Linked DNA regions of Homo sapiens: all the other regions are linked to region 3. Evidence: chromatin contacts called from ENCODE Hi-C or POLR2A ChIA-PET data. All regions are on one chromosome and are shown on one strand. The core of a region is the stretch at or near the end of the contact, and the rest is flanking DNA. Distances in the headings are between cores, read along the strand shown.

Region 1 (4,074 bases), core at 3-2,502, 1.5 Mb after region 3:
CCGCCCCGCCCGTGGTGACGGCGCACAGGTCTCACCCCAAGCCCGATCTCGAGGCCCCTGACCCGGGCCTGCCGCCTCCCTCCAGCACCCCGGGCTCCGGGCCCTAGTTGCTTGGGCAACGGGAACTGTCAGCGACCTGGCCCAATCACCTCTCGGAACGTCACTCGGGTAGGTCCAGAGGCGGGGTCAACCCGGCCCGGCCCCGCCCCCCCGCCGGATCCAAGGCTCCTCGTCCGCATCCTTTTTCCTCCCTCCTTCGGCCCCGGGGCTCACATCCTCGCTGCCTCACACCTTGGGCGTGTGTGGGAGCAGGAGAGGGATTCTCTGGGGTCCCCATTTGGAACCTGGAGACCCACTTCTGCCAACAAGTCCTTCAGCCCCTCTGGGCCTTAGTTTCCCCCCAGTGAAGTGGGGATAGTGACAGCTCCCCCGGGAGCCAGTGAAAACTTTGTGAAGGGAGTGATTACTGCGGGCGAAGGCGCTTGGCACAGCCACAACTGAAGCTCAGCCGTCGGATGTGATTATTGTTGCTATTGTTACCGCTCCGCCTGGACTGGGTGCCCGGTCGGAAAGTCCCGCTCCCCGCTCCTCCTCCCAGGCGCGGAAGCTTCGCGCCGCCCGCCTCGGGGGACACCTCCCGCGCCATCTCGGGGGCACTGGAGATAAGGAAAGGAACCTCCTCCCTGGCTGGGATGGCTGCCCGGGCGCGGGAGGAGGGCCGGGGACCCGGTGAGGGAGGACCGTAGGGCCCGTGGGGGCTTCACGCCTGGCAGGCGGCCGGCCAGGTGAGCAGGGCCGCGGGCGCGCCGGGGCGAGGGGCGGGCCCGCGCGGGGGATTCGGGGCTCCGCGGGTTCAGGCCCGGGGGCGGGGCCCGGGGGCCATCTTGGCTATGGGCGGAAGTTTTCTTCAGAGACCGAGGGACGGGAATCCGTTGCCGCCCCCGGCCGGGCGGCACGACCCCGATTTGGGTATAGGAGAGAGGAGCGTGGGAACTGGCGGACCCCCATACAAGTAAAGGCGGGCGGCACGGGGCACGGCCCACCCGGGGACCCCCTGGATGCGGCACGGCCCCCGCAACTCGGCCGCCCTCCTGCCGCCTCCCGTAACCCCGGGCGCCCGCCAGCGGCGCAGCTCGCGCCAATTCTCGTACGGTTTCACGCCGGGTGCGGCGCTGGACTGCGGAGCCAGCCGGGCCGCTGCGCAATTTGCGTAGCGAACGGCGCCCGCGCAGGCGCGGAGGGGGAGGGGGGCGGAGCAGCGGGAGCCGGGGAGCCGGAGCCCCGGGTCCCCACGACCTGAGCCGGCTCTCCCATCAGCGGCCTGAGGACCTGGCGTCCGCCTCCTCCCTCCCCTTGAGGCTGGAGCGTGGACGCGGTGGGGGAGGGTGGGGCGGGGGCAGCTTTCGAGAATTACGAGGACAGGAGGCAGAGGCCCTCCCCATCCGCATTATTGGAGGAGAGAGAGCCTCCCCCAGCTTGGGGAGGGGGAGAGCGGGGCATTGGGCGCCCCTCGCAGCGGCCGCTGCCCTGACCCGACGGGTATCAGCCGGCTCTCCCCCTCCACCCAGGACGACATGAACGACCGAGGCCAGGGAGTCCTCTCCTTGGGCCTCTGCATCCCCCCATCCTTGGCTCTGGGGTAGGCCCAGGGAGGAGACACCCCCAACCCCTATCCGGTCTGTCCTGGAGAAAAGAGACTGCCCTTCCATGCCCCTGAGTGAGGGGCCTGGGGCCCAGGCTGCCTGTGTTCCCCAAGGGCAAGGGTCTCTCTGTTGAGGAGGAGGGGCCTGTCAGCCACAACTTCTTTCCTCCTGAGCGCCCCATCTCCCTCTCTGCACCCTGCAATTCCCACCCCTCCGTATTTATTTCCCTGGTCCCGCCGACAGTCCCTCCTTGTCTGTCTCCGGGATTCAGGCCTCCCTCCCTGACATGGAGAGTAACCTGTCTGGCCTGGTGCCTGCTGCCGGGCTGGTGCCTGCGCTGCCACCTGCTGTGACCCTGGGGCTGACAGCTGCCTACACCACCCTGTATGCCCTGCTCTTCTTCTCCGTCTATGCCCAGCTCTGGCTGGTGCTTCTGTATGGGCACAAGCGTCTCAGCTATCAGACGGTGTTCCTGGCCCTCTGTCTGCTCTGGGCCGCCTTGCGTACCACCCTCTTCTCCTTCTACTTCCGAGATACTCCCCGCGCCAACCGCCTGGGGCCCTTGCCCTTCTGGCTTCTCTACTGCTGCCCCGTCTGCCTGCAGTTCTTCACCTTGACGCTTATGAACCTCTACTTTGCCCAGGTAACCAACTGTGGTCCCGGGTGGGGGGCGGGAGGTGGCAAGCCTCAAGGACCCACAGGAGTGAAGGGCATCTCTGCTCCTAGGTGGTGTTCAAGGCCAAGGTGAAGCGTCGGCCGGAGATGAGCCGAGGCTTGTAAGTACTCGGGACACTGGTGGGCTCAGCCTCCAGGTCAGGGGCAGGTGACAGTCCCATGTAGATCCCTTCCCACCTCTCAGGGCTGAGACAAAGGCAACCCAGGGAATGTCTGTGGAAGATCTTGGAAAAGTTAAAGCACCTGGCGCAGATGGCTCAGCAGAGGCCTTGCAGATCTGCAAGGCACAGGAATAGGAATGCTTGTGGTAGTGTGAGGGAGAGGGCCCCAGTGTCATCCACCATGGAGGGCGAGCTGGAGGCTCCAGCCCATGGAAGCACCAAAGCCATATGCACTCCTGGGTGACCTGGGGCCGCAATGCCCTCGTCATTTGTACAGTGTCTTACGGTTTATAAAGAGCTTTCCCAGCCATCTTTTATTTGTACAATTTCCCTGAGAGGCTACTATCCTCCCTTGAGAGATGAAGAAACTGAGGCCCAGCCAGGTAAGACAGCAGGATCAAGGTCGCAGAGCTGGGGCTCAGACAGAGACTTCTGACTCCAGTTGGTGCACCTTCCGAAGTACCATGGCTGTCAGTCACCTTCTGACCTTTTTGGGCCTCAGTTTCTCCATCTGTAAGAGTGGAGGAACAGGGCTCAGACTGGATGCCCTGAGTTTTGTCGACATTGGGGTTTCCTGCAGGAGGTGGGGCAGGTGGTGAGTGCTGAGGGCTGTTGAGGGCCCGCGCTGACTGTGCTGTGGCTGCAGGCTCGCTGTCCGAGGGGCCTTTGTGGGGGCCTCGCTGCTCTTTCTGCTGGTGAACGTGCTGTGTGCTGTGCTCTCCCATCGGCGCCGGGCACAGCCCTGGGCCCTGCTGCTTGTCCGCGTCCTGGTGAGCGACTCCCTGTTCGTCATCTGCGCGCTGTCTCTTGCTGCCTGCCTCTGCCTCGTCGCCAGGCGGGCGCCCTCCACTAGCATCTACCTGGAGGCCAAGGTAGGGCTGCAGCACTGATGCCCAGGTGTCTTTTGGGTCTCTCGGCAGCGGTTCTCAGGGTGTAGAGGAAGCTGGGAGCCTTCTCTCCCTGAGGGTCCTCTGTTGTTACCTGTGCCAGGGGACCAGTGTGTGCCAGGCGGCCGCGATGGGTGGCGCCATGGTCCTGCTCTATGCCAGCCGGGCCTGCTACAACCTGACAGCACTGGCCTTGGCCCCCCAGAGCCGGCTGGACACCTTCGATTACGACTGGTACAATGTGTCTGACCAGGTGGGCATACGCATGTCTGCCACCTCCTTAGTAGCCGTGGCACCTTGGCCCCAGCTGGCCTGGGCCCTGTCCCACTACCCCTTTGGCGTGACTGCAGACTGGCACCAGCCCCTGCCTTCCCACAGGCGGACCTGGTGAATGACCTGGGGAACAAAGGCTACCTGGTATTTGGCCTCATCCTCTTCGTGTGGGAGCTACTGCCCACCACCCTGCTGGTGGGCTTCTTCCGGGTGCACCGGCCCCCACAGGACCTGGTAAGGGTCTGCTCCCTCTTCTGTGGGGCCAGTGGAGGGGGCGGATGTTGCAAATCCTGGGTTGGAGTCTGGGGTTGGGCCTGGGAGGCCAGTGCAGGACAGGAGTAAGTATCGATGATGGCTTCCTCCCCCAGAGCACCAGCCACATCCTCAATGGGCAGGTCTTTGCCTCTCGGTCCTACTTCTTTGACCGGGCTGGGC
Region 2 (4,832 bases), core at 1,057-3,556, 1.1 Mb after region 3:
TGAGGCAGGAGAATCGCTTGAGCCAGGGAGGTGGAGGTTGCAGTGAGCTGATATTGCACCACTGCACTCCAGCCTGGGTGATGCATGTCTCAAAAACAAAACCCAAAGTGCAGAGGCAAGGCCAGGTGCCCTGACAAATGCCTGTAATCCCAGCACTTTGGGAGGCTGATCTGGGTGGATCGCTTCAGCTCACGAGTTTGAGACTAGCCTGACTAACATAGCAAGACCCCCCTCCAGCTCTACAAACACTACAAAAATTAGGCTGGGCGCTGTGGCTCATGCCTGTAATCCCAGCACCTTGGGAGGCCAAGGTGGGTGGATCGCCTGAAGTCAGGAGTTCGAGACCAGCCTGGCCAACATGGTGAAACCTTGTCTCTACTAAAAATACAAAAAATAGCCGGGCATGGTGGCAGATGCCTGTAATCCCAGCTACTCAGGAGGCTGAGGCAGGAGAATTGCTTGAACCCGGGAGGCGGAGGTTGCAGAGAGCCAAGATAGTGCCACTGCACTCCAGCCTGGGCAACAGCGCAAGACTCTATTTCAAAAAAAAAAAAAAAAAAAAAAAGCCAGGCATGGTGGTGGGCACCTGTAATCCCAGCTACTTGGGAGGCTGAGGTGGGAGGTTGGCTTGAGTCTGGGAGGTGGAGGTTGCAAGGCTGCAGTGAGCCGAGATCACACCACACTCCACTCCAGCCTGGGCTTAGAGCTAGACCTTGTCTCAACATCAATAACAAAATGCAGAGTGCATTTTGAATGCAACAAAAGGCTTGTTGGTGGAAATCAGAGAGCAGGGTCGAAGGTGTGGAATATTGAAGAGTTTTGAGAGTTGAGGCTGGACAGTGACATCCGGGAATTGGGATTTTGACTAGGAAGCAATGGGGAGCCACTGAAAGTATATGACTTGGTCAGATTTAGGTTTAAAAAACCAAGAAGGAAGGGATGGGGGAGGGAGAGAGAGTGATAGGGTAGGAAGGAAGGGAAGTTGGCTGCTCCAGCATGGTAACTGGAATTGAAGAGTGTAATAGTAATTGAGGGAGGTTTGGTTACTAGGTCAGTGTCAGGAATTCTCAACAAAAACGACGGAGGCCTGGTGGAGAGGAGGGGACTCTCAATAGAGAGATTTTTTTTTTTTTTTTTTTTTGAGACGGAGTCTTGCTGTGTCGCCCAGGCTGGAGTGCAGTGGCGTGATCTCAGCTCACTGCAACCTCTGCCTACCGGGTTCAAGCAGTTCTCCTGCCTCAGCCTCCCTAGTAGCTGAGATTACAGGCATCTACCACCATGCCTGGCTATTTTTTGTATTCTTAGTCGAGATGGAGTCTCACCATGTTGGCCAGGCTGCTTTCGAACTTTTTTTATTGTTGTTTTTTATTTTTGAGATGGAGTTTCGCTCTTGTGGCCCAGTCTGGACTGCAATGGCTCAATCTCGGCTCACTGCAACTTCCGTCTCCTGGGTTCAGCAATTCTCCTGACTCAGCCTCCCGAGTAGCTGGAATTACAGGCGCCCACCACCATGCCCAGCTAATTTTTGTATTTTTAGTAGAGACGGGGTTTCACCATGTTGGCCAGTCTGGTCTCGAACTGTTGACCTCAGGTGATCCACCCGCCTCGGCCTCCCAAAATGTTGGGATTACAAGCGTGAGCCACTGCGCCCGGCCAATTTTTGTATTTTTCGTAGAGATGGGGTTTCACCATGCTGGCAAGACTGGTCTCAAACTCCTGACCTCAGATGATCTACCGGCCCCGGCCTCCCAAAGTGTTGGGATTACATGCGTGAGCCACTGCGCCCGGCCAATTTTTGTATTTTTCGTAGAGATGGGGTTTCACCATGCTGGCAAGACTGGTGTCAAACTCCTGACCTCAGATGATCTACCCGCCCCGGCCTCCCAAAGTGCTGGGATTAGAGGCGTGAGCCAACGCGCCCAGCCCGTACTTTTTTTTTTTTAGTACAGACGGCCTCCCAAAAGTTCTGAGATTACGGGCGTGAGCCACCACGCCCAGCCTGAATAGAGAGAGATTTAACAGTATGAATGAAGGGAGGAGTCAAGAACAGTTTAGGCTTCTCGCGTACATGATTGGGTGGCCCCAGATGTCATTCACAAGTATAAGCCTTGGAGGCGGAACATAACTCGAAGAAGAGCCCTTTTGTGCTCCGCCCATAGCGTAGGAAGGTGTCAATTGGCTGTTTCGAGGAACGCGCCAAAAACTGCCAAGGGCTGTGGGAGGTGTGTTCTTGCGTCATTTCCGAGAGACTTCCGCGCCGCAGTTTCCCTGCTTCCCCAGCTCCAGAACTTCCGGCCAGCGCAGCCATTTTGGCTTCCTGACCTTGGGCTACGGCTGACCGTTTTTTGTGGTGTACTCCGTGCCATCATGTCCGTCCTGACGCCGCTGCTGCTGCGGGGCTTGACAGGCTCGGCCCGGCGGCTCCCAGTGCCGCGCGCCAAGATCCATTCGTTGCCGCCGGAGGGGAAGCTTGGGATCATGGTGAGGAACGGGCCTGGAAGAGCGCGGGAGGCGCCGTGGGCTGACCCCTTCTGCCTAGCTGACCTCAGGTGGTCCTGAGAATGCCTCGCGCCCCGCAGCGTAGCGGGGAGCAGCAGTGCCGGTTTGGGCATGTCTGGAGGGCGCGAACGACGGGGACAGTGCCCGGGCGACAGTCGGGGCTGTCGGCGTTAGGTCTTTCCCCACAGCCCCAGGATCTCGGGTCTGGTCCTGTCAGGCCCTCCCTCTCCTGTCGCCTCCTCGCTGCGCCGCCTCCTGCCGACTTCTTTAGCCGCTCTGAGCCCATTTTCTCGTTGGTTCACTGGGGGATGCCTGACGCTGTCAGCGACGAAAATGGTTGTTACTGCTATTTATTTTATTTTATTTTATTTTACTTATTTATTTTGAGACGGGTTCTCGCTCTGTCGCCAGGCTGGAGTGCAGTGGCGCGATCTCGGCTCACTGCAGCCTCCGACTCCCGGGTTCAAGCGATTCTCCTGCCTCAGCCTCCCGAATAGCTGGGACTACAGGCGCGTGCCACCATGCCCAACTAAATTTTGTATTTTTAGTAGAGACGGGGTTTCACCATGTTGGCCAGGATGGTCTCGATCTCTTGACCTCGTGATCCGCCTGCCTCAACCTCCCAAAGTGCTGGGATTACAGGCGTGAGCCACTGCGCCCGGCCTGGGAGGGGGTTTTCAGGCAAGGAAGGATAGGTATCGTTTTGGAGTTACTGGCCCATGCAAGGATCCTGGGTCTTAACATACAGGCTTTGCTTTTTTTGTTTGTTGTTTGTTTTTTTGAGACGGAGTCTTGCTCTGTCACCCAGGCTGGAGTGCAGTGGTGCGATCTCGGCTTACTGCAACCTCCGCCTCCCAGGTTTAAGCCAAGCCATTCTCCTGCCTCAGTCTCCCGAGTAGCTGGGATCACAGGCGCCCGCCACCACTCCCGGCTAATTTTTTGTATTTTTAGTAGAGACGGGGTTTCACCATGTTGGTCAGGCTGGTCTCTAACTCCTGACCTTGTGATCCGCCCGCCTTGGCCTCCCAAATTGCTGGGATTACAGGTGTGAGCCACCATGCCCGGCCCAGACCAGCTTTAAAACAGGTTTCAATAAATCCTGCTTCCTGTCCCTTCCTTTACCATCTGGTGGTGCATTTCTCCCTGAACCCTAACCCCAGCTGTCTCTCCTTCCTCTCACTCTTCCCCCTCCTTATAACTGACCCTTTACCTCAAGGGTTAGCGTAGCTTTGGACCTGCTCTGTCTGCTCCGTGGAGCGTGGATTCCTTTAACGTGAGGATGCGGGGCCTCCCACTTGCCTCTGAGTCCTGGCTCCCTGAGCGGGGCTTTCTGCTGCCTGGGAACTGCAAGGACTTAGAGAGCCTAGGGGAATACTGACTCCGAGGTGCCTTCTTTCTTGTGCTCTGTGTAGGAATTGGCCGTTGGGCTTACCTCCTGCTTCGTGACCTTCCTCCTGCCAGCGGGCTGGATCCTGTCACACCTGGAGACCTACAGGAGGCCAGAGTGAAGGGGTCCGTTCTGTCCCTCACACTGTGACCTGACCAGCCCCACCGGCCCATCCTGGTCATGTTACTGCATTTGTGGCCGGCCTCCCCTGGATCATGTCATTCAATTCCAGTCACCTCTTCTGCAATCATGACCTCTTGATGTCTCCATGGTGACCTCCTTGGGGGTCACTGACCCTGCTTGGTGGGGTCCCCCTTGTAACAATAAAATCTATTTAAACTTTACTTCAGAAATTCATTGTGCCTTCCCTCCTGCCTGGGCTCATGCCTCCACTGGCACTGGGTGGAGGTGTGGAGAAGAGCGCCCGGCTGGCTGCCCTGTGGTAGGTTTTGTGTGCCTCAGCTGGACTCCTCGTGTGCTTCTGTACCTTTAAATGGTGCCTGGCTTCCTGGGAAGACAAAGCCTGTTGTCATTGTGCAGCTTTTCTGGCTCATCCCCTCCAGCTCCCTTGTTTGTGCAAAGCCCAATGGGCGTGTATGTGTCTGTGTGTGTGTGTGTGTGTGTGTGTGTGTGTGTGTGTGTGTGTCCCACTGGGGCTGGATCTTCAGCTAGAAGCCTTTCCTCTAAGGGGCCAGCCTTCTCTGGTCTTCCTTTTTGGTGGACTTCATTTCTTAGGTGCTGGTGCCCTTCCTAATTGGGGGTAGGGACTTTGCAGAATCTTGGCTTTTTTTTTTTTTTTTTTTTTTTTTTGAGACTGACTCCTGCTCTGTTGCCCAGGCTGGAGTGCAGTGATGCGATCTCGGCTCACTGCAACCTCCGCCTCTCAGGTTCAAGGGATTCTGCTGTTTCAGCCTCCTGAGGCATTACAGGCACCCACTACCACGCC
Region 3 (4,175 bases), core at 1,489-3,988:
GCTGACACCTGTAATCCCAGCACTTTGAGAAGATAAAGCAGACGGATCACTTGAGCCCAGAAGTTCGAGACCAGCCTGGGCAACATGGTAAAACCCCATCTCTACTAACAAAACAGAAATTAGCCAGATGTGGTGGCACATGCCTATAATCCCAGCTACTGAGGAGCCTGAGGCAGGAGGGTTGCTTGAGCCCAGGAGGTCAGATGTTGCAGTGAGATGAGATAGAACCATTGTACTCCAGCCTTGGTGACAGAGTGAGACCATGTTTCCAAAAAAGGAGAGAGAGAGGCCAGGTGTGGTGACTCATACCTGTAATCCCAGCACTTTGGGAGGCTGAGGAGGGCAGATCACCTCAGGTCAGGAGTTCAAAGCCAGCCTGACATGGTGAAACCCCATCTCTACTAAAAAAAAATACAAAAATTAGCCGGGCGTGGTGACGGGCACCTGTAATCCCAGCTACTCGAGAGGCTAAGGCAGGAGAATCGCTTGAACCCAGGAAGAGGAGGTTGCAGTGAGCCGAGATTGCACCATTGCACCCCAGTCTGGGCGACAAGGCAAAATTCCTTCTCAAAAAAAAAAAAAAAAAAAAAAGAGAGAGAGGAAGAGACTGGGCCTCGCTCAGCCTTCTAAGTAGCTGGGACTACAGGCACATGCCACCACGTCCAGCTTTTTTTTTTTTTTTTCCTGTAGAAACAGGGTCTTGCTTTGTTGCTCCTGCTGGTCTCTAACTCCTGGCCTCAAGTCATCCTCTGGCCTAGGCCTCCCAAAGTGCTGGAATTACAGGTATGAGCCACCACATCCAACCCTAAGTGATTTTGATACAAATTACTGATCTAGGGCCAGGTGTGGTGTCCAGACCAACCTGGGCAACATAGTGAGACACTGCCTGTACGAAAAAATTTTAAAATTAGCTGAGTGGTGCATCCATGTAGTCCCAGCTGCTCAGGAGGCTGAGGAAAGAGGATCCCTTGAGTCTAGGAGTTCAAGACTGCAAGTGAGCTATCATCACACCACTACACTCCAGCCTGTTGACAGAGTTGAAAAACAGATCTCAAAACAAAACAAAAACAACAAATTACTTATCTAGAAAATGTCCTTAATCTTACAGAGATAAAAACTAATATGTAACTAGATTAACTAATTTTCTCATGGTTACAGAGCAAACTTATGGTAGAAGTATATTGGAAAATTCAAGGTGCATGTTTCTCAGCTAAAGGCTCTTCCTAGAACTTGTTCCTTATTCACACCAATTATATTGCAGCCAAGTACTCTCTGAAGTACTCCCTCCAGAATAGCAATCCTGCCCTCCAAAGGATTCCTCACAAAAAAAAGTCTAAGTCCTTGCCCCTAGTTAGCCAGCCGACCTCTTCTCTGTTGCTTATAGCAGACCCTACAGGCCCCATCCAAGCCTATCAGTTCCATCAGGTACCCCCCAAAATTACTTCGGTTAACAGTGGTGGAGCACAGTCCTTCCTAGATTTGAGTAAGGCTCACTCCTCGCCTTTTCCACTCCAGGTCCTTACCTGACGGGTCTGCAGCGACTTGCAGGCAGACAGAAACTCCTGGGTCCGATCCCGGCAGGACATGGTGTCGGGAGGGGGAGGGACGAGGGTCACTGGGGGGGGCAGAGGGGCGATGTCGCTGCTGCTACTGCCAGCAGTTGCAGGGGACAGGACCTGTGTCTTTGAGAGACCCAGGTAGACACCCTGATCCGTGTTCTTAGACCCGTAGCGTTTCCGCGGGATCATTGAGACGCATAACCTCGGACTGTTGTGGAGGGGAGAGTGTCATTCCCCAGGCAACTTCTTTACCCAAACTCCCCCGCCCCACCCCAATCAACAAATCCCCGAGCCCCTTCTGCACTTCTCGTGGACTTTCGCGCCCAGGACGCTCGCAAATCCTGGGGCGGACCAGCAGCGGAAAGGGCCCCGCTTTTCCCCTGTCCCAAGTCGAACCCGCTTCAGACTCTTCTTCCAACTTGGCTCTGGCGGCCAGAGCGCGGGCCGGGGACCCTGAAGCAGAGACAGGGCCAGAGCCAACCCCGTGGTCCTGAGACTCCGGCCCGGCCCGTGTAACTGCCCCGGGCCCTAACCCAGCCCTTTCGTTTCCGCGGTTTCCTTCGGCCCCTCCGGGAGGGCCAGTGACGGACCTCCAAAGACTGACACACTTCGGTGGGCGGAGGGGGAAAACCTCTGGGTGTTTATTTGAAACAGGAAGTCCCACCCCCCGCCCAAGGTCCGCCTTCTGGAAGACTTCAACCACTCATTAGCTAAGGCCGACGTCTCTCTCAACAGAGGCTTTCCTGATTGGACGGCAAGGAATTCGCTCACCCGGAGCCGGGCCGGCAGGACTTGCCCGCTCGCCCCTGATTCCCTTCCCCCCGCCAGTCGTCGCCCCCGTAAAACCACTGCCCCAGAGCTGACACGGCGGCCAGATCCCCTCTTAAAGCGAATCTTACCTCCCCTCTGCCGCCTGCCGCCGCCGCCACTTCCAATCTCACCGGCCGTCACTGCCTCCTCCCCGAGCACTGAAGCCGCCGAAACCCGACCAAAGACTGGAAGCGGCCACGTCACCTACACGTAACCCCACCCCCAGTGACGAGGGGGCGGTCCCACGCGTTTCAAGCCCAGCGACCCGAAAGACACGCCCCACACCCAAACGCAAGAGCGATCCCGCCCTCCCATTGGCTAAGGCGCCACCGTGACCCCGCCCCAGAGTACTACAGCAGGCGCTCAGGGGGCTGGGCCCGCCTCCGGGAAGGAGCCTTAAAGAACCAGCTGCCCGGTGGTGTCCGCGCCCAGTCCCCCAGAGTGGTCGTGCAGGTATACGTTAGAAATTTTATTCTCTGGAGGTTGGGGCGGACTGAGAGCAGGTCTGGGGTCATCCCTTCTCCGGCTCCTCCTGGTTGCCTTCTCGGATCGGACTCTCCTGCTTCCGAATCTGGTCTGGTTGCCTCTTGCTTGGCCGCGAGGAGCCCCGACGACCGAACGTGGATAGTCGCCGCCACAGCACGGTAATCAGAAGGCTTTCGTTCGACTTGTGATTCGGATGGTCCGGGGAGTTCAAGTCGATATCTTCGGCGCCTGAGGGGACGACGAGGCCTCTGAGCTCACCCCTACCCTCGGGAAGCCCCCTCTCACACTCCCTGGGCCCTCTTTGTGTGTCTGTGGTCTCATCTTCCCTGCCGTCCTCAGACTCTTCCTCCTTGGACTGCTCATCAGACATCTCAAAGTCCTTGTCTTGGCAGCAGCCCATGGCCCCGCGTGGCCCTGGACTCCGTGCCACCCACGCCAGCCTGCCTGCCTCCAGGCCCGGCTTTTGTGACATCAGATATCCCGTCGCCCCAGCTCAGGCAGCCCCCACCCCAAGCTACCCCTCATTCCTTTCTCCCATCACAAAAGGCTCAGGGTCATGGTGGGTGTTCAGCAGTTTATTTACAAAGTGGGCACAGGGGCGTCAGGGGCTGGTGGACCCAGGCCGCTTCTTCTTTCTCCGTCTCGTTTGGAGAGCTCCTTGGGGCTGCTCCAAACCCGAGAGCTTCCGCTTGGCAGCTGCCTCCAAGGATGCCCAAAGTTCATCTGTCTCTGTGTCTTCTAGGGGCACCTTGTTGGGTTCTTGAGGCTCTTGGGGCTCATCCTGGTGAGTGGGAAGAAAGCTTAGGAGTCAGGGGGGCCGGGCACGGTGGCTCCCACCTGTAATCTCAGCACTTTGGGAGACCAAGGCAGGAGGATTGCTTGAGCCCAGGACTTAGCGACCAGACTGGGCAACATAAGGAGACCCCATCTCCACAAAAAGAAGTTTAAAAAAAAAAAAAAAAAAAAAAAAAAAGAAAAGTAGTCAGGGGCACAGGGACAAACCCACAGGGAAGGAGACCCTGGCTGAGAAAGAATCCCTCTGGGTACCACCACCTTTATTCCCTGCTCCTAGAAAGCAACCCCATCCATGCTGTTGGCAATAACCCTCTCAGGATTTTAACTGTTAATGCCTCTCAGAGAAATTAAGTGACCAGGCAGGTAAACAGATAGTCCCAAGTCTGCATTCCAGCTGCCTCCTTTTCCTCTCCATAGGGAGGTCCTCACATCTATGCCCTTGGCTCCCACATTCCCGGGCCCAACTGCTCACCTCCCAGTTGTCCCTGCCTGACAAGAGGAGGCAGTTCAATTGAGACTTGAGAT
Region 4 (3,901 bases), core at 300-2,799, 1.5 Mb after region 3:
GGCCCCATAAAAGTTAAAAGCTGAGGGACTGGGCACAGGAAGACCCAGTGGGGGACATGTGGTGATGGGCAGAGGCCTGGGCTCCAGGCTGAGTGCAGCCCCTCTCCAGCTGAGGGAGGCTTTTCTGTGGCTGTTTCTCCACCTGCACAGTGGGATGACCGCCTTGGTGTGGCCTCGACTGCCTCTGGTTGGGGAGTTGTGAGGAGCCTTTGGACAGTGGATTATGTGGGTGAACTTTTGCTGCTGTGGTAGGAAAGCCCAGCGGTGATAAAGGGCCAGCTGATGGCTTAGAGTGGGTGGCTGGTCCAGAAGGTGGGCAAACTGCTCGCTACCACCGCCCTAGTTCAGGCCTGCAACCTCTTCCCTAGCCTTGACCTCATCCATCCTCCACCTTAACACTCAGCACCCTTAGAGATGCAAAGTTCCCCAGGCTAACACAGACCTGAGTGCCCTGCGCTACTGCTACCTCGAATCATCTGCGGTTCCTCGAATCACACATGCGGCGCCCCCTGGTGGGGAGACCTTTCGGTTGCTCACTGCCCTGAGCCGAGCTCTGCCCTCCTCCTAGGCTACCAGTTAGGGATCGGCAGGGACCACTTCCTGACTAAGGAGCTGCAGCGATACATCGAAGGGCTCAAGAAGCGCCGGAGCAAGAGGCTGTACGTGAATTAAAAACGCCACCTTGGGCTCGAGCAGCGACCCGAACCAGCCCCGTGCCAGCCCGGTCCCCAGACCCAAGCCTGACCCCATCCGAGTGGAATTTGAGTCCTAAAGAAATAAAAGAGTCGATGCATGGTCCGTGAGTCAGTGCAGGACAGCCCGCGTGAGGCGGACGCACGTGGCCCCGCCCTTCCCCGTGACCTTCATTCGGTCACCGCAGTGACCTTCATTCGGTCACCGCAGTGACCTTGAGCTTTCTCCGTCCGGGCCCTATCGGCCCTACCTTCCGGGACTCGCAATCCAGGACTTATTGCATGTTTTAAGTCGGCTTCACCCACCCCGAGTTCCGCAGCTCTGTGGGGCTACTGGGTCTACGGTTCGAGTGCTCAGTTGGTGTCGCTTTGGGGGAAGGGGGTAGGGGGAACGGGGCAGCACCTCCCTCCTCGCGACGGCGCGCTAGGCTCCGCCCCTCAAGCATAGGTAGCAGGTCCAGCCTCTCCGCTCGTCCCGCCCTTGCGTTTTCATCTGTAAGTGGTCTCTTGGCTCCGCGACTGCAGCCTGCACCGCCTCGCCCACTCCTCTCGCGCGCAGCAAGCCCCGCCTCCTCCGTTACGAAAGAGCGCTTCTGGCCCCACTTGCTCTCGGCTCTATTGTCCCCGCCCTCCGCGTCTCCGGCCCCGCCCCTCCCAGGGGCCGCGTACGCATGTGCGCCGCAGTGGCTCGGCGGGCTGCGGGGCGGGACCTGCACGAAGGCCCGCCCACTGGCGCTGCCGGCTCCGCCCCGACTCGTCCGGGCGCGCAGGCGCCGCCCGCCCCGCTGGTCTGATTAGCATAGGACCCCGGGCCCCGCCCCCTGCTTTGCATGCGCACGGCCGGCCCCACCCCCGCTGTCAGCTGGAGGAAGCGGAGTAGGAAGCGGCCGCGATGTCCTTTTGTGTCCTACAAGCAGCCGGCGGCGCCGCCGAGTGAGGGGACGCGGCGCGGTGGGGCGGCGCGGCCCGAGGAGGCGGCGGAGGAGGGGCCGCCCGCGGCCCCCGGCTCACTCCGGCACTCCGGGCCGCTCGGCCCCCATGCCTGCCCGACCGCGCTGCCGGAGCCCCAGGTCCGGGGGCGGAGGGGAGCGCTGCCGCGGGGGTGGGCGGGCGGGGCGCGGGGGCCATGTGCGAGCGCGGCAGGGAGGCGGGCGGGGCGGGCTGCAGGCGGGGTCCGACTCTGGGGCCAGTCCGGGCCACGGTTGGGACCCAGTCGAGGGTCGGACTGGTCAGGGTTCAGGCGGGATCCGGCGTCCGAGTCCTGGTGGGCCGGCCTGGGGCAGGATCTGGCTCTGGCTGCGGGTCCTGACTCGGGTCAGGGTTGGGCCTCCGATCCAGCCCGCTCCGGGGCAGGGTTCAATCCCGCATTTGCCGAAGTCCCTGGGGCTGGCCGGGGTGGAAGACGGGGAGGGCTCTATGTCTGGGAAGGGGCTCTGAAGACCACGTGGGGGCGCTCGAAGGGGCCTGGGGCCACCCTCCTCTCTGGGTCAAAGGTCATCGCACCGGCAGGGGAGAACTTCCTCCTCCTTGGCTCTCCCCACTTACTTCCTGATAACCTGGTAGAGGTCTCCCGCGGGCGGGGAGGGGGAGGCGTAGCAACTTTAGGCAACTTCCCAAAGGTGTGCGCAGGTTGGGGGCGGGACGCGGCGCCCCGGGAGGTGGCGGCCTCTGCGACAGCGGGAGTATAAGAGTGGACCTGCAGGCTGGTCGCGAGGAGGTGGAGCGGCGCCCGCCGTGTGCCTGGGACCGGCATGCTGGGGCAGGAGGGCAGCCGCGTGTCAGGTGTGAAAAGCTCTGGAGGTGTTTTCATGAGTCCGTGCCTGTGCGTGTGGATGTGGGGAGACCTAGTGAGAGTGTGTGTGATCATGAGCCTTGACTGAGTTCGTGGATGGGGTGTGCGCTCCAGGAGAAGTGTGTGAGCACAAGTGTGAGCAGGAGTGAGCACGGGTTTGGGAAGGCCGGTGCAAGTGTGAAAGCCCTCAGCAGAGAGCGAGCCTGCGTGGGCTTGTGGGGCTCCTGAGCACCCCGGTGAGTGGAGTGTGTGAACTCGGTGTGAGCACGTCCACTGGCCTTGGGTCTGCTCTCCAATGCAGAATACCCAGATGAGGGCAGGGTCTCAGAGGTCCCCCCAACATCTGGAGAAAACTGGGAAGTATCCTGCTCCTGGCTAGGGATTCCAGGTGGGGTTGAAGGTTGCCTGGGGGCTACGGTTACCCTGCTCCCTGGCCTGGGTGGGAGTAGGGGCTTTCTAAGCCTCCCCCAGGTTCCCAAGGGGGAGACCTGCTGTCAGTTACTGGCCCTGAAGACTCTGTTTCCATGGCAACAGCTAGGAGGGGGCAGTGTTCCTGGGCAGTCCTTCCTTGGACTCTGCCCCCCTTCTTCCCCACTTGCTGGGCTTGGAAGCCTGGCCCTAGGCCCGAGGTTGGGCAACCCGTGTGGCAGGGTGTCTCCCATCCCCCATACCAGTGCTTTCCTGCGAACCTATGGGTCTCTCCGTGCAGGTGACCAGCGCCATGTCCAGCCAGGTGGTGGGCATTGAGCCTCTCTACATCAAGGCAGAGCCGGCCAGCCCTGACAGTCCAAAGGGTTCCTCGGAGACAGAGACCGAGCCTCCTGTGGCCCTGGCCCCTGGTCCAGCTCCCACTCGCTGCCTCCCAGGCCACAAGGAAGAGGAGGATGGGGAGGGGGCTGGGCCTGGCGAGCAGGGCGGTGGGAAGCTGGTGCTCAGCTCCCTGCCCAAGCGCCTCTGCCTGGTCTGTGGGGACGTGGCCTCCGGCTACCACTATGGTGTGGCATCCTGTGAGGCCTGCAAAGCCTTCTTCAAGAGGACCATCCAGGGTGAGCCCCCAGCCCACTCCCCTGTCCTTTGCCCTGCACCCTCTGGGTACACTGCTGGGTGCAATAGGCCCCCTGATGGCTGTGGCACCGCTTGAGGCTAACAATCTGGTGTTTCCAGTCCCTCTACCTCCCAGAGACACTCTTTCCCTGAGAAGTATGGTAAAAGCACCGGGTGTGCTGATGCATTGCAGTGGATGTGAGTGAGTTCAGGGTACCACCTGGGTACTCTAGGCCCAGCACCTTCTACAGTGGCTCTGAAAGAGTCCAAGGCAGCCTCTGTCTGTTCCTAAGCTTTGTTCTTGTTTCTGGCAGCTTCTGACCTCTCCCCAGCATAGAACATGTCCCCTTTTTGTTAATTTTCCCAAAGCAGC
Region 5 (4,443 bases), core at 1,416-3,915, 1.0 Mb after region 3:
TTGGAGAGGTTATTGTAAGGCAATGTGAGGCCAGATTGAGCAAAGTTTTAAATGCAGGCTAAAGGCTTTTCCTACAGCCAGGACCAGCTACATAATTTGTGGGGCACAGTGCAAAATGGAAATGCATGGCCCCCTTGGTCAAAAATTTCAAGATAATGGGCCGGGCGTGGTGGCTCACGCCTGTAATCCCAGCACTTTGGGAGGCCGAGGCAGGTGGATCACTTGAGGTTGGGAGTTCTAGACCAAACTGGCCAACATGGTGAAACCCTGTCTTTACTAAAAACACAAAAAATTAGCCGGGTGTGGTGGTGGGCACCTATAATCCCAGCTATTCAGGAGGCTGAGGCATGAGAATCACTTGAACCTGGGAGGTGGAGGTTGCAGTGAGCTGAGATCGCACCACTGCACTCCAGCCTGGGAGATAGAGCGAGATTCAGTCTTAAAAAAAAAAATTTCAAGATGGTGACAGCAGAGCATTAATCCAAGCTCAGGGTCCACCTGAGCACAGGGCTCTGTGTGACTGCATGGGGTCGTGGGCCCAAGAAGCCAGCCCTGCCTATAACCAGTGAGGGAGCTGGTGATAGCTTTCTAGCAGAGCAGAGATGTTATTGGAGCTGGACTTTGGGAAGATTATTCTGACATGTCTGGTGCAGTAGGTTGGAGGGAGTCTAGGCGGGGAGACAAGCTCAGCAGCCTTGTGCAAAGCTAGCAAGGAAGAGAAAGGATAGGTAGGGTAGGGGTTGGGGATGAAGGTCAAAGGGCAGGGGTGAGGCAGGGGTTAGAGCTAGAGTGAGAAGCTTGGAGAAGATGGAGTCTATTTAGACGAGAGTGTGGACCAGGGAGAGACTGCTGGAACACCAACCACCAACTGCTTCCTCTCTCTTTTCCCTGCTTTCCAGACCCTGGCATTAGAGGTGATACCAGGCACAGGAATCAGCAACGTGTCTCCCTTTGGCCACCAGAGGGCAGATGATTCTCAAGGATCGAATTTGGGTTGGGGAGTGAGGTGTTCTCTGTCCTCCTCTTCTCTCTTTCCCTCACCTTCATGGGTGTGCCTTCACCTTCTTCCTCAACGGTTGGGTGCCTGAATAGAGCTGGTATGGGGCATGGGGAGCAGTGCTGAAGTCCCAGGATTTACTAAGAGTGTAGTGATACCTGTTGCCTTAGGAAGTACTTTCATACCCTGGTAATTACATCTGCTCAGATGCCTATTTCTCTGATTGATGGGATGAAGGCTGGCTCAAGATGCTGTAGCTGGGAGTTGGAGGTCAAGTAGCAGGGGTCCAATCAGCAGTTTTCCCAATAACTCCTGGAGCCTCTCTGCTCCTGTACCTTTGGGAACCTGTTGCCTGAGTCTGGTTTCTGACTCCTGCGGGGCCTCTGCCTCCTGCCCACCTTAAGCCACTGATGGGAGGGTGTGGTTCCAACGTGTTCCAGGTACTATGGGTGAGGACAGCTTGGCGCTGGGGAAATCAGCCCAGGATACTCCCTGTCCTTGGTAACGCAGTGTAAGGGGAAGTGAGGAATGGACTGCAGTTGCCATACAGACTTCCTGTTAGTCAAGGGCTCTCCAAAGCTGAGAAGGACCTCCGAGTTCATGAATCCAATGGCTTCACTTTACTGATGGGGAAAATGAGGCCCAGAGGAGGAAAGAAAAGAAACTTTAAATGCCTTATCTTGCAGAGGCATTTTAAAAGGTAACTGGAATTCAGAAATGTCATTTTGAATGTCAACGCAGGAGCAAAGGCAAAGGAAAGAGGAGCCTAAACTCAGTGATGTTATGTGATTTTTCCAAGATCACGCAGCATTGGCACTTGGCAGAGCTGGGGCTGAAATGCAGGGCCCTGGACGCTCCCGCATCCGGTGCAGAGGACGCTGCCCTGGGCCTGCCTGGGGCCTTGCCGAGCCCTGCGGACTAGATGCGGGAATGCACGGATGAATCCACAGAAGCCAAGATAGACGGTGGCAGACAGGCAATAGACTGATGCTGCATTTGACAGGTATATTGATAGGCTAGATGATAAAAAGAAGATGAATTTTATGAGCTGACCGACAGATGGACAGAAATGCAGACAGGAAGCTGCTATAGAACCAGAGGATGCCAATCACAGGGACGGCTAACAATCTTGTTTTGTATTTAGTCAAATCACAAGCACAGACAGGTGACCCACGCTTCCTGTTCAAGGTTTGAAAATGCCCGAAAACTGACGGAAAGACACGAAGCGAATCAGACTCCGAGAGCCACCCGGGGAAACGACCGGGTGCTCGGAGGGCCTCGGGTGTTGCCGGAAATGGCCGACGACCGCCCTCGGCAGGGCTGTGGGAGGGGGCGTGGCCGGCTCAGCACGCGGAGCAGCTTCGGGTATTTCCGGAAACTGCCGAAAGCCCCCTTGAAGTGGGCGGGGAAAGGCCGGTGGGCGTGGCTGGATGGCCGTGGACGGGGGCGGGGGGTAGGCACCCGGGGTCGCTTCGTGGATTTCCGTAAACAGAGCCGAAGCTTCGTCTTCGGAATCGAGGAGGAGAGCGCGTCCCCGGGGTTTACCTTCTTCGGCTGTTTCCGGAATTCACCCGTAGTCTGTGGCCGGGAGGAGAAGGCGCGCCCCACCTCCCGTTTCTAGCCGCTTCGGATGTTTCCGGCTGCTGCCGGCGAAAAGAGCCGAGGGCCGGCGGTGGTGGCGGCCATGTTGGGAGCAGCAGGTCCGGCGGCGGCTGCCTGTGTGCCGGGCGCGGAGCAGTGCCGCTGAGGGCAGGGGAGGAGCGAGGCAGGCGGCCGGCTGCGGCGGCAGAGAGTAGGCGGAGCGGCGCGGCCCGGCCGAAAGGCGGCACAGCCCAGCCGGGGGTCGGGGGGGTGCGGTCCGGAGCCGCTCGGAGCCGGCGCGGCCTAGCCCGAGCGGCGCATCCCCGGGCTGGCGTGAGCGGCTGCCCGGCCTCCCCGCACCCCCGGCCGGGGCCCATGCGGCGGGTGCTCCTGCTGTGAGAAGCCCCGCCCGGCCGGGCTCCGCGCCTTCCCTTCCCTCCCTTCCTCCAAGCTTCTCGGTTCCCTCCCCCGAGATACCGGCGCCATGTCCAGCGCTCGGACCCCCCTACCCACGCTGAACGAGAGGGACACGGAGCAGGTAAGGAGCCCCGAGGGCTCCCCGAATTCTCTGGCTGGGCCCTTTGCACCTTGCGGAGCCTCCTCCCTCTTCTGCTCTCCTCGTGCCCCTGCTGCCATCCTGCAAGCCTCGGCTGCCCTGTCATCCGGCTCCTGGCTCCGGCTCCGCACATCCCGCTTCCGAGTCCTGACCTGGGACCCACCTCGTCCTGACTCCAAGCTGCACACTTGTCTTTCTGCCAACCCCCGTCTCCCCTCACCGCCCTCCTGCGCTCTTCCGTGTCACCTCCCCAGCTTCCCTTTCTCTTCCCTTTTTCTCTCAGGGGCCTTTCTGGTCTTCCTCCACCCACGCTTAAAGCAGCCACCCTCCCGCTCCTCGAATAGCAGCACCCCGCGATTTGCCACAGATCGTTGTCCACCTCTCCCTTCGTCTCTCCTGCCTCGCTTCCCCTCCGCCCGCACCGGTTCTGCCAGTCTCTGGGTTATCACCCTCAGGGTCCTTGCCCTGGACTGCGCTCTCGATCCCTGGCCCCTTGCAGTTCCCCCAGCTTTTTCTACCCTGCTTCTTCGTTTTCCAAATTGTGCTCTCCCTCTTGCTTGCAACCCACCAGCTCCACCCTCATCACCTTTCCAAATCCTTCGCCTACTCTTTGCTCATCACTTTCCCTTCTTTGCTCCAGGAGCTCCCTGGATCCTGGCGCTGGCATTTGTCGCTTCCGTGTTTCCCCACAGCTGTCATGCGCATAGTTTTCCCACAGGTTGCGTTTGGGGTTCCAATCATCACTCCCTTCAGAGTCTTTGGATCCCTCTTGTTCTCTTCCCCTCGGGTTTGGCTTTTAGGTCCCTGGGCCTCTTGTTTCTCTCTGTGAGTGTTCTACCAGCCTTCTACTGGGCTCTTTCTCCCAACCCAAAGACACTTGGCCCCACCGTATTAACACAACCTGTTGCTCAGTCCTTTCCCAGACCTCGCTGCATCACAGTTTTTGCCTTTCTGTCTTCGTACGCTGGAACACAAACCATGATGACTTTCTGTGTCTTCACTCCCGTGCCTGGCACTTAGAGTATTTTCTTTCTTGCTTGTTGCCTTCCTGTTTCTCCACCCTCACCCCATCTTCCTTACTGTGCCTTTTAATCAGCGTTGCCTTTCATCTCCGCATTAGTCTCCTGCCTTCTTCATGTCCTGTGTATCCCCACACCGTGCTTGGATCCATTCTGTTCCTATTGGCTAAGTCTCTGTAATGCCCAGGAAGTCCAGGTGTTTTGCATGCTAGTTTCTTGAGCTACACCTCAGCCTCACGACTCTACACGGTCCCCCTCATCCTGGCAGTCACTGCTATGTTTTTCACCCA
Region 6 (4,201 bases), core at 1,204-3,703, 1.4 Mb after region 3:
AGATGAATAAGAGAGGCAGCCAAGGCCTCAGAGGAACCTTTGACCCCGCTTTCCTTCATGCTCCCTCCAAAATGCATCCAGAATCCAATTCCTGTCCCCTCCTCTGCTCCCATCCTGGCTCCCTGGGATTACTACCACAGCCTCCTAAGAGGTATCCCTGCTCTCACCCTCCCCTCTTCCTCCACACAGCAGCCAGAGGGATCCTGAGAAAACTAAAATCATGTCACTTCTCTGCTCAAAACCTGCCAATGTGTTCAGGAGTAGCAATGGCCTCTAACCTTGCAGGACCTGGCCCCTGCTTCCTCTCGGCAGCTGTGCCTCCTGCCATCCTGGCTACCCTGAGGCAGCTCCCACCCCAGGCCCTTTGCACTGGCTGTTCCATAGGCCTGCAAGGTTCCCCCCTACATTTCCATGGATCTCACTCCCTTGCTTTCTTCAAGTCTTTTCTCACCGTGCCCCACAATTGAAAATGCAAAACCGCTGGGCACGGTGGCTCACGTCTGTAATCCCAGCACTTTGGGAGGCCGAGGCGGGGGGGGGGGGGGATCACTTGAGGTCAGTAGTCTTGAGACCAGCCTGGTCAACATGGTGAAACCCCGCCTCTACTAAAAATAAAAAAATTAGCCGGGCGCGGTGGCGCACACATGTAATCCCAGCTAACTGGTAGGCTGAGGCAGGATAATTGCTTGAACCCAGGAGGCAGAGGTTGCAGGGAGCCGAGATTGCCCCACTGCACTCTAGCCTGGGAGACAGAGCGAGAGTTTAAGACCAGCCTGGACAACATGGCGAAATCCATCTATACAAAAAAAAAAACAAAAAAAAAAAACCCAGAAAAATTAGCTAGGCGTAATGGTGCTTGCCTGTAACCCCAGGTACTTGGGAGGCTGAGGTGGGAGGATGGCTTGAGCTCAGGAGGTTGAGGCTGCAATGAGCTGTGATGGCGCCACTGCACTCCAGCCTGGGAGACAGTGAGATTCGACTCCGTCTCAAAAAAAAAAAAAAAAAAAAAAAAAAAAAAGCAGGCGGTTAGATTGCACAGGCCCTGAACCCCATCCTAAAGCCTCCAGCACTTTCAAGTGAGGGATTACCAGGTTTGCGGATCTGCTGCAACTTGGCTGCAGTGTCCAAAATGGGTGGGGCAGGTGGAATTAAAGATGAGGCTGTGGAGACAAGCTACTGGCAGAGAGGACACACTTTAAACCCTGGGAAGATATCATTACCCAGAGAGGGGGAAGGATGAGGACACTGCAGAGCCCAACATCATCGCCAGACCCGAGTCATGCGGCTCCTTTGTTCCAGGAACCAAGGCTGACCCTAGAAGCAATAGCAGCATTTTCACTCCGCAGGTGCATCTCTTCCACGCTTTGGGGTGCCTGCCCTGCCTCCGACTTCTGGGGCTGGGATTTAAGGCCCTACCAGGGCACAGCTCGCCAGCTCACAGGCGGTCAACTACTGATTCAGTTCTTCGTCTCCTTCACTCCTTTACATCGGACTCACGAGGGCTGAGGGGCAGCTCCCTTTCGTTAAGTGCTTCCCGCGTGCTCAACACCGCACGAATTCCCCTCGGCCCTACAGGACCAAACGACCGGCGCGCTGAGAAAGGGTGTGCGGTTCCACTGAGGACGCCCAAGCGGGACAGCCGGGCCCGCCGCGGTGAGATCCCCGGCCTGTCCAGCCCAAGCCCAAGCGCCCTCGCGGTCACGTGGCATTTCCGGAACATTCAGAACCTAACAGCCAGGAGGCAGGAGGGCCGGGCCGAGGCCGGAGCGCTGGACAACGCGGGTAGCTGGCGCTCGAGGGACAGGCAGCTCCCACCGGCTAGGACCCCCATCCCGATGCGCGGGCGAAGGGCTGGGGCCCTGTGCCGCTGGCGATCCCGGGGACCGCCTGGAACTCGCGGCACTCGGGAGCGAGAGGGAAAGCAACCCAGAGGCCCCGCAGCCGCCGGCGACACAGCTACAGACCCCGACTGCAGCCGGTACTCCCATATATCAGGGGCGGGGCGAAACCCGGCCTTTTGAAGGGCAGCGATTTAAACCAATCAGCGCAAAGAGTTGGCAACCCTCCGCCCAATTGGAATCGCTCTCATTCTGAAGGCGGTTCCGACATGGAGTCCGGCAGCCCAATGGGAGAGGTGGAAATTTCCAGAACGATCAGAACCAATGGGCGCGGCCAGCGCGGCTACGATTGGCAGTGCAAAAGACCAATCCGTGTCGCAGAAGTTCGCTCCTCCCTCCATTCGTGGAGCCTGAGATGGGTGGGTTTATAGAGGAGCGCCCAATCCTGAGGTGCGGGGGAGGCAGGGTTGAGGGAATTACTCCCCGCTGTCCAATGAGAAGGAAGTGGAGATGATGGGCTGGACCTCAAGCCAATAGTAGAGCAGCACAGACATTCCCCCTAGAAGAACTCGACCAGTGAGCAGGCGAGGAAGGGGCGGGAGCCGGGGTCCCGGTAGCTTCTAGTAGGTTCCAGAAGGCGGCGCGTGCGGTTGGGAACGCGGAGCGGACGGATTCGATTCAACGGGGTTCCGGACCGCGCTGCGCTATGGAGCAGGTGAAGGGGGAGGGGCGGGCTGAGGCCCCGAGCCTGCTCGGGGACCGGCGGTGGCCAGGCCGCGGTAGGGGGGCGGGGCGGGCGCCGGATCCAGGAGACCGGAGCTCGGCGCTGGGGCCGGACGGGGCGGCGGCGGGGAGGTGAGGGCCGCGGGCGGCGGGCGGGAGCGGGATCTTTAGCGAGGCCGGCCGCGGGGAGCGCCCATCGCCCCCTGGTTGGGCGAGGAGGGCCCGGCGGAGGCCACAGCTTGGGTGAGTCCGGCCGGCGGCGGGAAGAGGGGTCGCGACCGGGCCCTGAAGGCGTCCCGAGGGGGCGGCTGCGGGCCATGTTGGGGAGGGTGCGGGCCGCAGGGGGCGGGGTGGAGGTGGGCCGGGGGCCGGGGTCCGCACCCGCGAGGTAGCCCTCCGGGAGATCTCAGACGGCCGACGGAGAAACCGCTCGGGACTTAGCCACGAGGAACTTGGACGGATCCAGGGAGCGGGGACGGGGATACACTGGGAGTAGCCGAGGATCTTAGCAGCCTGGGATGCAGTTGGGGCAAATGTTACTCTTCTACATCTGAGAAGGTCAGGGTGGGAGAGCGTTGAGCGGGGGTCTGAGGAGCGACAGACCGACTCTACCTGATGCGGGAAAGGGAAGGGTGCCGCAAAAGTCCTTGGGACGAATTCCATCTCTGACAGTGTTTTACAAATGTATTGCGGCCCCTCCCCCTCTTTTTGTATGCTTGTGTGTGTGATTGTCGAGTGACCGAGGACCAACACTTCCGAAAGGTGGGTCTGAAAGATGGGTTTCTGACGACCCGGGGGTGGTTGTAGACAATTTACAGAGATCAACCGCTGGAAGTTATGGGCCTCTACTGAGCATTTGAGGGGCCGAGTTTGAAGCGGTTGCTGCTTCCTTTCAGTGACTTGGTTATGTCCTCAGTAGCTTGCGGTTATGAAAGGCCTAGAGGTTTTGTTCGATTTGAAGCTGTCATTGAGCTGTAATGATTCATCGGAAGAAAAAGGACAAAACAACCTCCAAGAAACCTCTACCAACCTCCGAGAAATCATCCTCCCGCTCGGGAGTACTACTGTCTTCGCTCCGGGCCCATAACACTTGGGGGTGACAATTCTGAAACTATACCTGGTATCTGGTTCTTACTTCAGGGCCATAAAACTAAGATCGCCCACACTCTCCCCTTAAATAAGACATCTCGATGGACTAGTGACTACCATCCTTTTTTTGGTGTGAGCTACAGAGCTGAGCCTTTGGTCTCTTGTAGCAGTTGCTGCTTTAGGCAAAGCTCGAGCTTCCTTGCTGTATTAAAAAGAGTGGAAATGAAGTTAGTAAACTTTTTTGTGCCCATATAATATTTCAGTTGTATCTAGGGTTAAATGGGCTGTAGTATAGGTGAGGAAAAGATTTCTGGAATAAGACGTTGCTCTTTTACCTTTAAGAAAGGATCTGGGGCCGGGCACCGTGGCTCAGCCTGTAATCCCAGCACTTTGGGAGGCCGAGGCAGGCGGATCACGAGGTCAGGAGATCGAGACCATCCTGGCTAGCACAGTGAAACCCCGTCTCTACTAAAAATACAGAAGAAAAATTAGCCGGGCGTGGTGGCGGGAGCCTGTAGTCCCAGCTACTCGGGAGGCTGAGGCAGGAGAAT

The links. A loop is a pair of places that touch in the nucleus more often than their neighbours do. ChIA-PET counts read pairs that join two places held with the same protein, here RNA polymerase II (POLR2A). Pooled maps may share reads with other maps.
Region 1: a pooled map shows a loop between it and region 3 (4-fold over the local background). The contact joins the promoter of GPR137 here to the promoter of STX5-DT in region 3. A Hi-C loop is called at or near these places in 6 of 50 pooled maps. POLR2A ChIA-PET finds 5 or more read pairs at or near these places in 3 of 52 experiments (CD4-positive, alpha-beta T cell, activated CD4-positive, alpha-beta T cell and naive thymus-derived CD4-positive, alpha-beta T cell).
Region 2: a loop to region 3 is called in a pooled map, with 4 times the contacts of the local background. The contact joins the promoter of COX8A here to the promoter of STX5-DT in region 3. A Hi-C loop is called at or near these places in 7 of 50 pooled maps. POLR2A ChIA-PET finds 5 or more read pairs at or near these places in 4 of 52 experiments (GM10248, GM12878, activated CD4-positive, alpha-beta T cell and 1 more).
Region 4: a map with no recorded cell type shows a loop between it and region 3 (10-fold over the local background). The contact joins the promoter of ESRRA here to the promoter of STX5-DT in region 3. A Hi-C loop is called at or near these places in 1 of 37 single-sample maps with no recorded cell type and 7 of 50 pooled maps. POLR2A ChIA-PET finds 5 or more read pairs at or near these places in 7 of 52 experiments (CD4-positive, alpha-beta T cell, CD4-positive, alpha-beta memory T cell, GM12878 and 4 more).
Region 5: a pooled map shows a loop between it and region 3 (5-fold over the local background). The contact joins the promoter of MARK2 here to the promoter of STX5-DT in region 3. A Hi-C loop is called at or near these places in 6 of 50 pooled maps. POLR2A ChIA-PET finds 5 or more read pairs at or near these places in 5 of 52 experiments (CD4-positive, alpha-beta T cell, CD4-positive, alpha-beta memory T cell, GM10248 and 2 more).
Region 6: a loop to region 3 is called in a map with no recorded cell type, with 7 times the contacts of the local background. The contact joins the promoter of STIP1 here to the promoter of STX5-DT in region 3. A Hi-C loop is called at or near these places in 1 of 37 single-sample maps with no recorded cell type and 12 of 50 pooled maps. POLR2A ChIA-PET finds 5 or more read pairs at or near these places in 7 of 52 experiments (CD4-positive, alpha-beta T cell, H1, K562 and 4 more).

The regions. Positions count from the first base shown.
Region 1 is chr11:64,284,596-64,288,669 of GRCh38, forward strand. It overlaps GPR137 (G protein-coupled receptor 137), which reads left to right and starts at 1,253. Exons shown (of 7, transcript NM_001170880.2): 1 at 1,253-2,286; 2 at 2,370-2,419; 3 at 3,126-3,351; 4 at 3,470-3,619; 5 at 3,745-3,873; 6 at 4,008-4,074. The coding sequence starts at 1,930. It overlaps BAD (BCL2 associated agonist of cell death), which reads right to left and starts at 70. Exons shown (of 4, transcript NM_032989.3): 1 at 36-70. RefSeq lists silencers at 1-239, 590-1,329.
Region 2 is chr11:63,972,314-63,977,145 of GRCh38, forward strand. COX8A (cytochrome c oxidase subunit 8A) reads left to right here and starts at 2,307. Exons shown (of 2, transcript NM_004074.3): 1 at 2,307-2,481; 2 at 3,912-4,230. The coding sequence starts at 2,368. The coding sequence ends at 4,007. RefSeq lists an enhancer at 2,221-2,660.
Region 3 is chr11:62,829,496-62,833,670 of GRCh38, forward strand. STX5-DT (STX5 divergent transcript) reads left to right here and starts at 2,739. Exons shown (of 2, transcript NR_135084.1): 1 at 2,739-2,822; 2 at 4,068-4,175. It overlaps STX5 (syntaxin 5), which reads right to left and starts at 2,556. Exons shown (of 11, transcript NM_003164.5): 1 at 2,459-2,556; 2 at 1,524-1,767. The coding sequence starts at 1,748. TEX54 (testis expressed 54) reads right to left here and starts at 3,346. Exons shown (of 1, transcript NM_001395459.1): 1 at 2,826-3,346. The coding sequence starts at 3,255. The coding sequence ends at 2,881. It overlaps WDR74 (WD repeat domain 74), which reads right to left. Exons shown (of 11, transcript NM_001369450.1): 10 at 4,123-4,175; 11 at 3,416-3,636. The coding sequence ends at 3,457. RefSeq lists enhancers at 2,467-2,556, 2,927-2,996, 3,017-3,066.
Region 4 is chr11:64,303,975-64,307,875 of GRCh38, forward strand. It overlaps ESRRA (estrogen related receptor alpha), which reads left to right and starts at 1,550. Exons shown (of 7, transcript NM_004451.5): 1 at 1,550-1,762; 2 at 3,194-3,530. The coding sequence starts at 3,206. It overlaps CATSPERZ (catsper channel auxiliary subunit zeta), which reads left to right. Exons shown (of 5, transcript NM_001039496.2): 5 at 569-796. The coding sequence ends at 672. It overlaps KCNK4-CATSPERZ (KCNK4-CATSPERZ readthrough (NMD candidate)), which reads left to right. Exons shown (of 11, transcript NR_133662.1): 11 at 569-795. RefSeq lists a silencer at 1,257-1,766 and an enhancer at 2,177-2,246.
Region 5 is chr11:63,836,445-63,840,887 of GRCh38, forward strand. It overlaps MARK2 (microtubule affinity regulating kinase 2), which reads left to right and starts at 2,666. Exons shown (of 19, transcript NM_001039469.3): 1 at 2,666-3,116. The coding sequence starts at 3,063. RefSeq lists enhancers at 1,352-2,340, 2,601-2,750 and a silencer at 2,761-3,000.
Region 6 is chr11:64,183,718-64,187,918 of GRCh38, forward strand. It overlaps STIP1 (stress induced phosphoprotein 1), which reads left to right and starts at 2,454. Exons shown (of 14, transcript NM_006819.3): 1 at 2,454-2,553. The coding sequence starts at 2,545. LOC124902686 (a long non-coding RNA gene) reads right to left here and starts at 1,964. Exons shown (of 2, transcript XR_007062712.1): 1 at 1-1,964. RefSeq lists enhancers at 448-953, 1,577-1,646 and silencers at 1,767-1,906, 2,607-2,666.